2 separate regions of the Homo sapiens genome follow, and region 2 is linked to region 1. The links are chromatin contacts, found by Hi-C or POLR2A ChIA-PET in ENCODE. All regions are on one chromosome and are shown on one strand. Each heading gives the region's core, a stretch centred on a gene start or an enhancer-like site at or near the end of the contact. The rest is flanking DNA. Distances are from core to core; before and after follow the strand shown. Region 1 overlaps LOC124902459 (a long non-coding RNA gene). Region 2 overlaps ADK (adenosine kinase).

The links. A loop is a pair of places that touch in the nucleus more often than their neighbours do. ChIA-PET counts read pairs that join two places held with the same protein, here RNA polymerase II (POLR2A).
Region 2: a map of PC-3 shows a loop between it and region 1 (8-fold over the local background). The contact joins two enhancer-like sites. A Hi-C loop is called at or near these places in 1 of 168 maps with a recorded cell type or tissue (PC-3). POLR2A ChIA-PET finds 5 or more read pairs at or near these places in 1 of 52 experiments (activated naive CD4-positive, alpha-beta T cell).

Annotation. Positions count from the first base shown.
Region 1 is chr10:74,751,155-74,755,284 of GRCh38, forward strand. LOC124902459 (a long non-coding RNA gene) reads left to right here. Exons shown (of 2, transcript XR_007062201.1): 1 at 1-285; 2 at 1,950-2,662. Among named protein-coding and RNA genes, the nearest start is that of KAT6B, 73 kb to the right of the region's middle. RefSeq lists an enhancer at 2,249-3,769. Within about 2 kb of position 2,562, at least 2 of the 41 ENCODE cell types and tissues checked have a DNase peak (open chromatin) inside an H3K27ac peak, as active enhancers do; they include PC-3, where a contact is called at or near this core.
Region 2 is chr10:74,500,690-74,504,423 of GRCh38, forward strand. The region is part of intron 6 of ADK (adenosine kinase); the gene reads left to right. Among named protein-coding and RNA genes, the nearest start is that of ADK-AS1, 27 kb to the right of the region's middle. Within about 2 kb of position 2,447, at least 4 of the 41 ENCODE cell types and tissues checked have a DNase peak (open chromatin) inside an H3K27ac peak, as active enhancers do; they include PC-3, where a contact is called at or near this core.

The DNA.
Region 1 (4,130 bases), core at 1,312-3,811:
CTTTCACAGTCAACCAATGCTTTCTCTCCAGAGGCTTCACTTCTGCACTAATGCTGCAGGTGTAGCTCTCACACCTGAAACGACACACAGAGGTTATCACTTTCCTTTCCCCAAAGAGACTTCTAGCACATGGAATCATGGAAAGTGAGGGTCAAAATGGACATGAAGTTCTTTGAGCCCAATCGTCTTCCAGTGATTCCCTCACTACTCCATCTTTCTGCCAAGCAGCCATCCTGTTCGAGCCTGAACACTCCAGTTTCCCGGGAACACACCGGCTCCCGCCAGGTATTCTTTCTGCTATTTCATCTGGGCACCTCCGAGCAGCTTCTCTACCCTGTGCCAAAGTCTGTCTTCCCTTCGTCTCTACTCTGTGCAATTAACGGATACTCTTCCTGGGAGCTACATAGCACACCTTGAATACCGTCTATGTGGAAGCCAAACAATTGCTTTATAATTCTATTGATATAGCCTGCAGTCACAGCTTTTTTTTTTTTTTTTTTTTTGAGATGGAGTCTTACTCTGTTGCCCAGGCTGGAGTACAGTGGTGCCATCTTGGCTCACTGCAACCTCTGCCTCCCGGGTTCAGGTGATTCTCCTGCCTCAGCCTCTTGAGTAGCTGGGACTACAGTCACGCGCCACCATGCCTGGCTAATTTTTGTATTTTTAGTAGAGACAGGGTTTCACCATGTTGGCCGGGCTGGCCTCGAACTCCTGACCTCATGTGTCCTCCCACCTCGGCCTCCCAAAGTGCCAGTCACAGCTTTTTTTTGATATTCATATAACACTGTTGATTCATATTGAGATTTTCATCAACCAAAAGTTAAGTGTTTGTTTCCTTTTCTTTTTTCTTTTTTTTTTTTGGCATCACATTAGTATTAAGCCGTACCCCTGTGTCCACACTAGTACAGTGTGGTGATTTCATGGACCATTACAAGATTTTGCATTATTCCTATTAAACTTTCACTAGATGCTCATCAATTGACCGGATCTTCCTGGGTCTTGTTGCTGTGATCCATCTGCTTTATCCCTCCCACCTTCACTTCACCTGTGAGTAGTCAGGGAAGCATGTGTTTTGCTTTATTTTTGTTTTGAGACAGAGTCTCGCTCTGTCACCCAGGCTGAAGTGCAATGGTGCAATCTCAGCCCACTGCAACCTCCGTCTCCAGGCTCAAGCAATTCTCCTGCCACAGCCTCCCAAGTAGCTGGGATTACAGGCACCTGCCACAATGCCCGGCTAATTTTTGTAGTTTTAGTAGAGATGGGGTTTCACTATGTTGGCCAGGCTGATCTCGAACTTCTGACCTCAGGTGATCTGCCTGCCTCAGCCTCCCAGCATGCTGGGGTTACAGGCGTGAGCCACCGTGCCTGGCCAGGGAAGCATGTGTTGATAGGGTCTCAACATCAAATACCTGTAGAAGCCAAGGAAGTAACGTAAGTGGAACCCCAGGGCTGGGTGGACAAGCCCAAGGGCTTCTTCAGCACCCTCTGGACACAGTCCTCCAACCCCTTACTAAACCACCTCCCCAGGTTGACATCCAGCCTCCCACTGCCCATCCTGCCCAGATACACTGGAGAGTGCTTTCTAGAGGAAGTGCTGCATCTCAGAAAGGGCTATAGTGGAGGGGAACAGAGCTCAGGCTCTGGAGTCAGACAATGCTGGGTTGTTGCCTTCCCTTTTCCATTCCCTGGCTGTGTGACATTGCACAAGTGCACTTACTTCTCTGTGCTTTGGTTTTTCTCATCTGTAAAATGGGGAAAATAATAATGTCTACTTCATAGGGTTGACGTAAGTATTTTACACAATCATTCATGTGGTGTATTTAGCTCAGGGCCTAGCACATAGAGATTACTTAATACAATTCACCTATACTGATTATTTTTGTGGTTACTATTATCATTGCTACAATGATTATTAGGAATCACACTGTTATCTCTGACATCTCCTACAGATGGTGGCAGCAGGACAATGGAAACAACCCGGTGAGTACAAAAGAGATGCTCTTGAACACACACCCAACCCTCTTCCTTCATTCACACCCCCCGGCCTGATATCGGCAGCACATCGCTATGCTCCTCTTGGAGAAAACTCCTCTCGCGTTGAGAGTGGAAACACCAGCTTGCCTTCGTGTGACATGGAGCGGGTCATGCCACTCCTCTCCTCAAAAACTTTCAGTGAGGTCCCTTGTATCTTACAGAACAAAGTCCAAACTCTATCCTGTCATTGAAGAGTCCTCTCCCAGGTGGCCGTGCCACATCTCCAGCTTGTCTCTCAGGAGACCTTCTCCAGGGCCCTGCCTGTCCACACATAGGACTCACCACTCCCTGGGCGAGCCTGGGCCCTTCCCCACCCATCCTGTGCTTTGATTCCCCAGGGGCGGTGCCCTTGCCGGACTCTTCATGGACTAAATCCCACTCGTCCTGCAAAACCTGGCAAAATTCAAGGCCACTGGAGGAGCTCTTCCTTTGAGACTCTCCAGCAGGACTTGCCGCCTCTGCGCGGGGTGTGTAGCAAGCCCTGCTTGCCATTGCCACTCCGTTGCTGCAGAACGAGTGGGATTTGGTCTCTTTCGTGACTTCCCCAACACACACACCCCACCCCCACCACATAGCACAAGGCTGAGAACACTGGGAACGCTCAATAAAGAAATATTTTTGGCCTGAATGAATGGCCTGAAGGACTGCTCCTTTCAACAATTATGGCCCAATAAATTATACCGACATTGCCTCCTGGAGGGAAAGGCCACACCAAGGCCCCCACAGATGGGGAAACTGCTCTGTCTGCCAAAACCCAGATGCAGGGCAGCCTTGGCCCTGCTTGGCTGTCTACCTGAATCTGGGTTTAACAACTTGGCCTGCAGTTTTACAGCCTGAATCACCAGGCTCAGCACAACAGCATGAGTTCTTTGTCCGCATGCTGCTGCCAGGTGTTGAAGGAACGGGCTGCAGTGACTTACCCGGCTCAAGGAGACCTGCAGGCGGGGCAGACGGGTGCCTGCACCCCAGGCTGGGAGGCCAGGGGACTTGTCTGCAAAAGAAACCCTTGTCTGGACCCTAAACAGAAAAAAAGAGGTGATGAAAGTTTACATGAGGACCCGGCTCTGGGTGCTGCAGGGGGATGCGTGCTAGCTTGGAGGTTGGGGGTAGGGGCTGTGGAACATGGAGTGACCTTCAGGTCACTGAACAAAGCTTAGAGGGCCCAGACTCAGTCAGATTTTATTTCTATAGCTGTAATAGTTGTGTGGTCCTAGGAAGCATGCAGGAAGCCATCAAATTTAAGCTTTTAGAGCTGGGGTTACATATCTTAAGAGCCGAAGAAATGCAGTATCCAAACAAGTGATATAAGGCATGAAGACTCGTGCAAGGAGAGGTTAGAAGGGTCTCTGGCTGTATGAGCGTTCCTTTCTTGGGTTATGAAGTCATTGATTCAGCATCTATAAATAGAGCTCACGGCAATGGCGTGCTGGTTACGGTTTAACCACCAGTTCTTCCAAGAAAAAGCCCTGACTTGAGGCATTTGCAGATTTCTGTGGTGTAAATACACCCACCATGGCCAATTTCAAACTACCCAGAAGGTAGGCCCAGAATGTAGAGCTGGGAAGAGATTGCACAGCCAGCTCCCGTACACACTGATTCCCAGCAGCCTGTCAGCGTCACCAGCAAGAATCCTACCAGTAGCCCACTTCTTCAGTAGTTTTGCAACCTCAAGCAGTGCAAGTCAATGAGGCAACCTCAAAAATAATATGAGACGATAACCCCCAAAATTGTGTGAGATAAGATAATAATTCCCTTACTGGGTAAGCATTTTTCAAACTGGCTATTATTTATTTTATTTTTTATTTTTATGTTTTATAGAGTAGAGGTCTCACTACATTGTCCAAGCTAGTCTCAGACTCCAGGGCTTAAATAATCCTCCTGCCTCAGCCTCCCACAGTGTTGGGATTACAGGCATAAGCCACCATGCCCTATTTATTTATTTATTTTAATTTGTTCAGACAGGGTCTTGCTCTGTGTCCCAGGCTGGAGTGCAGTGATGCAGTCATAGCTCACTGCAGCCTCAAACTCCTGAGCTCAAGGGATTCTACCTCATCAGCCTCTGGAGAAGCAGGGATTACAGGCTTATGCCAACAGGC
Region 2 (3,734 bases), core at 1,197-3,696, 250 kb before region 1:
AACATTTAAGTGACATATTCCGATGTCATGGAGCAAGTGAGAAACTGGTTTGAAATGTTTGCTATCTAGTGTCAAGGGCTATCTATCCCTTTTTGACTTCTTGTGCTACTGGTGCAAATGGATAGATATTAATCCTGCAGCAATCAGGATTTGCTTCAGCAATAAAGAAATTATTGATGTCTGAAAGCAATCCTTTCCTTTTGACATGTTGGCAGCACCTAAGAAGAAAATGTCAGGGTCAATATAAGTGCATTTACTGACAGTTTGGCTCTTTCCTATGTTACAGAAAATGATTTCACATTTAGCTTTTATCAAAAACAGAAACACTGACCACTCTGAAGGATATAAACAATAGCTTTCAGCTTAGTCATTTTCCACTTATAAAGTGATACTTTCATAGAAATAAACAATGCAAACTTCAGAGAGCCAAAACAATTACACAGAAAAAAATCATTGCATTTTTGCCATTTTTAACTCAGATTTAAAACAACTGTGTCTGGTAGTAACTGGAGAAAAATCACTGTTTTGTGTTCTGTTAAGTTAAAACAGTTAAAATCACTTTATGATAAAATATGGCCAAAAAGAAGAATCATCTTCAATTAGGTACTTCAAGATCACTTGTATTCTCTGCTTCTCTTTCAGAGCCTGATCCATGTATTTCTTAAACTTCTTCATCATATATAAAATTTCGTGTTTATAAAATTTCCACTAAAACCTCAATTATTAGTTTCATGAATCAGAAGTTACAATTAGTTTCATTTCTGGCTCACCAAGATTTGTCAATTTCTGGATAAAAGGGACTCCCTATTCAGAATATCCCTTTAAATCTTTTTTAAAAGTGCACCTTTGATGTGTACATGTTTTTATGTTATTTATGGCTTCTGAAAATATTATGCAAAAAAATTGTTATGGAAACAACCCAAATGTCCACAAGCAGGAAGATACATTGTGATAGATCCATACAATGGAATATCATTCGTTCATAAAAAAGAATAAAGTACTGATGCATGATAGAATGTGAGTGAACCTCAATATCAAGAAAATGGACGAAGCCAGACATAAAGGATCACATATTGTATGATTCCATTTATATGAAGTATCCATAATAGGTAAATCCACAGAAACAAAAGCAGATTGGTAGTTGCCAGGGACTTGTGGGGAGTGAGGAATGGGGAATAACTTTTTAATGGGAAGATAGGGTTTCTTCTTGGGGTGCTAAAAATGTTGAGAAGTAGATAGAGGTCATGGTTGCACAACACTGTGAATATAATTTTATGTGAATTTTACCTCAATTTTTTAAAGAAATCAGTTGATTTAAGACTTAACTGAATTCTAGAATTTTTGAAATGAAGGTGTTTCTCAAGGTCATCCAACCCAATCTCCTGTTTTTCACAAATGAAAAAACTAAAACTCATCAAGATTAAATACTATATATCACTAAGATTGCCTAGTAGCTAGTCCAAACCCAGGCCAGAATTTGAGTATCTGGATTTTTAGCCCAGTGATTTCTTTTTAAACTACTGCATGCTGCTTTATTATCAATTGCTATTTTTTTTAAATTTTTTTCTGGGAACATACTACAAGTGTTAGTTTAAAAGTAAACTAACATAAAAGTAAATACAAAAAGAAGCATAGCTTCCTTTGTGCCACATATAAGAAATGTAGACATAGAGAGTGTTTATTGCAGTAATTTGCCAAAAAGCAAGCCATAGTTTAAATTAGAAGAGGTTTATTCCCTGCAGCACTTTCACAATCACAGAAGGCACCTATATTTTAAATGTAGTCTACATTGGCCTGGCTTATGAACTGCAACCTTCTATGATTGCAATTCACTTTTTTAAATTAAAAAAAATTTCAAAATAATTTTTGCATAATTATTAGCACATTCTACCACTTGATAATTTTTTGTTTCTTTCAATAGACGAAAGCACTCACATTGTAAAAAAATTATATAAATGACCTTGTCTTGTGATGAAGCTAGAAGATCTGTTTTCAACGAAACTATTCTCAGAGGCATCTAGGGAGAAACATTTGAGTCAGGTTGGGAGTTAGAGATAGAAAGCAGCAGCAATTAAAGCAAGATAATGTATTACCCCCTGGAAATTGGGTGTTATACTCAAATGTAAAGGACTTGTATTGATTTAGTGCTAGCCTCAGAAAATAGTCAGATGTCCTCATTTTAAGGGAAAACTTTAGGAAATGTAATTATATCGTTTCTTTCTCTCTAAATCTGCCTTAGTTTTCAATTTCTTTATGTAGTTCGTTACTAAGAGGAAGCTACACTCTCATTACCACACTAAATGGATTTTCTATTAATATTTATCTCCAATGTTATTTTTATCTGGGTTGTTGTTTTCATTTCTACTTAGTATGTATTTTCTTCTTTCCTTTTAGTTCAGAGGTCAACAAAGTATGGCCTATGAGCCATACGCTACAATAGCAGAGTTGAGTGGTTGCAACAGATACCATGTGGCCTGCAAACCTAAAATATTTATTGGGGCATTTTACAGAAAACACTTGCCAGTCCTTGCTTTAGTTGACCAAGTAGAAAAGGAAGAGCAGATTCTACAGAGTGAATAAATATCACCAGCAAAGGAAAGGATATAGAAAGGTACAGGATTTATACTTAGGCTAGCTAGAAACTCCATATGGTCAAAGTAAGAGTTTTGTGGATGTGAGTCATCAGAGATTATATAGGAAAGATAGATTACTGTCAGATTTAGAGGATTTTTAATGCCACTTCAGGAACTTGAGCTACTATTGTTTAGGAAATGAGTCATTTAAGGTTTTTTGAACAAAGGAGCTTTGCCAGAGCAGGAAAGTGTTGCAGTAGGGTTTACAAAGTAATGAGAGTTATCAACTAAAGTTATATTAATAGGAAGGATGACATAGTTCCAGGAGTTGCTGTATAATTAAAATTGATAGGACCTTAGACACTGCATTTTGAGACAAAGAGATAATAGTTTAAAGATTAAAACTTCATTGGGCAGAAAAATTATTATTTATACACATATTAGGGAAGTAAAGAGCTAATTTTTGTGGAAGGTTTAAGTTGATGGAGAAGGATTATAACACTACATAGGATAAGAAACAAAACTGATTACTAGTTATCAGCATTACTGAAGTTGTTCACTCATCCCAGGCACAGGCAATTTTTTACTCGCCATATTTTATCTCCAGGGCACCCAGCTGCCATCATCTTGTCAGGGTCCATCTCTTTATAAAATCCTCTTACTTTGCTCTCCAGAATCCCACCCTGATACACAGATTTACTTACGCTACCTCATACAGAATAAAGTACTTCCATTTTCCAAGTACTCTGAACCATGCTCAAGAAGGGCTTTAGCTCTCTCAAATAAAAAGACTTATCTCAAGGTGTTTAATTCAAGTAGAGCCACAGTTCCGAAACTGTGCACTGACACCCCAGGGTACTGCAGCAGACTCACAAGAGTGCTACAGGATATTTTATATCGGTTTCAAAATTAAATTTTGCTACATTCCTTTTGGATGATGTCTTTTTAAAAAATAATTACTGTTGTTGTTTTTTTTTTAATATGTACCTCCTGAAAAATCAATGCAGAATGGGAAATGAAGGTAGCAGTATCCACTTGGAATACAAGGCTTGAAGAGTGTGCAGTATTCCATAAGCATACATATTCATTTAGTAAATACAGTTAACCCTTGAACAGTGCCGGGGGTTAGAGGCACTCCCCTCCCCCGGGTAGTTGAAAATC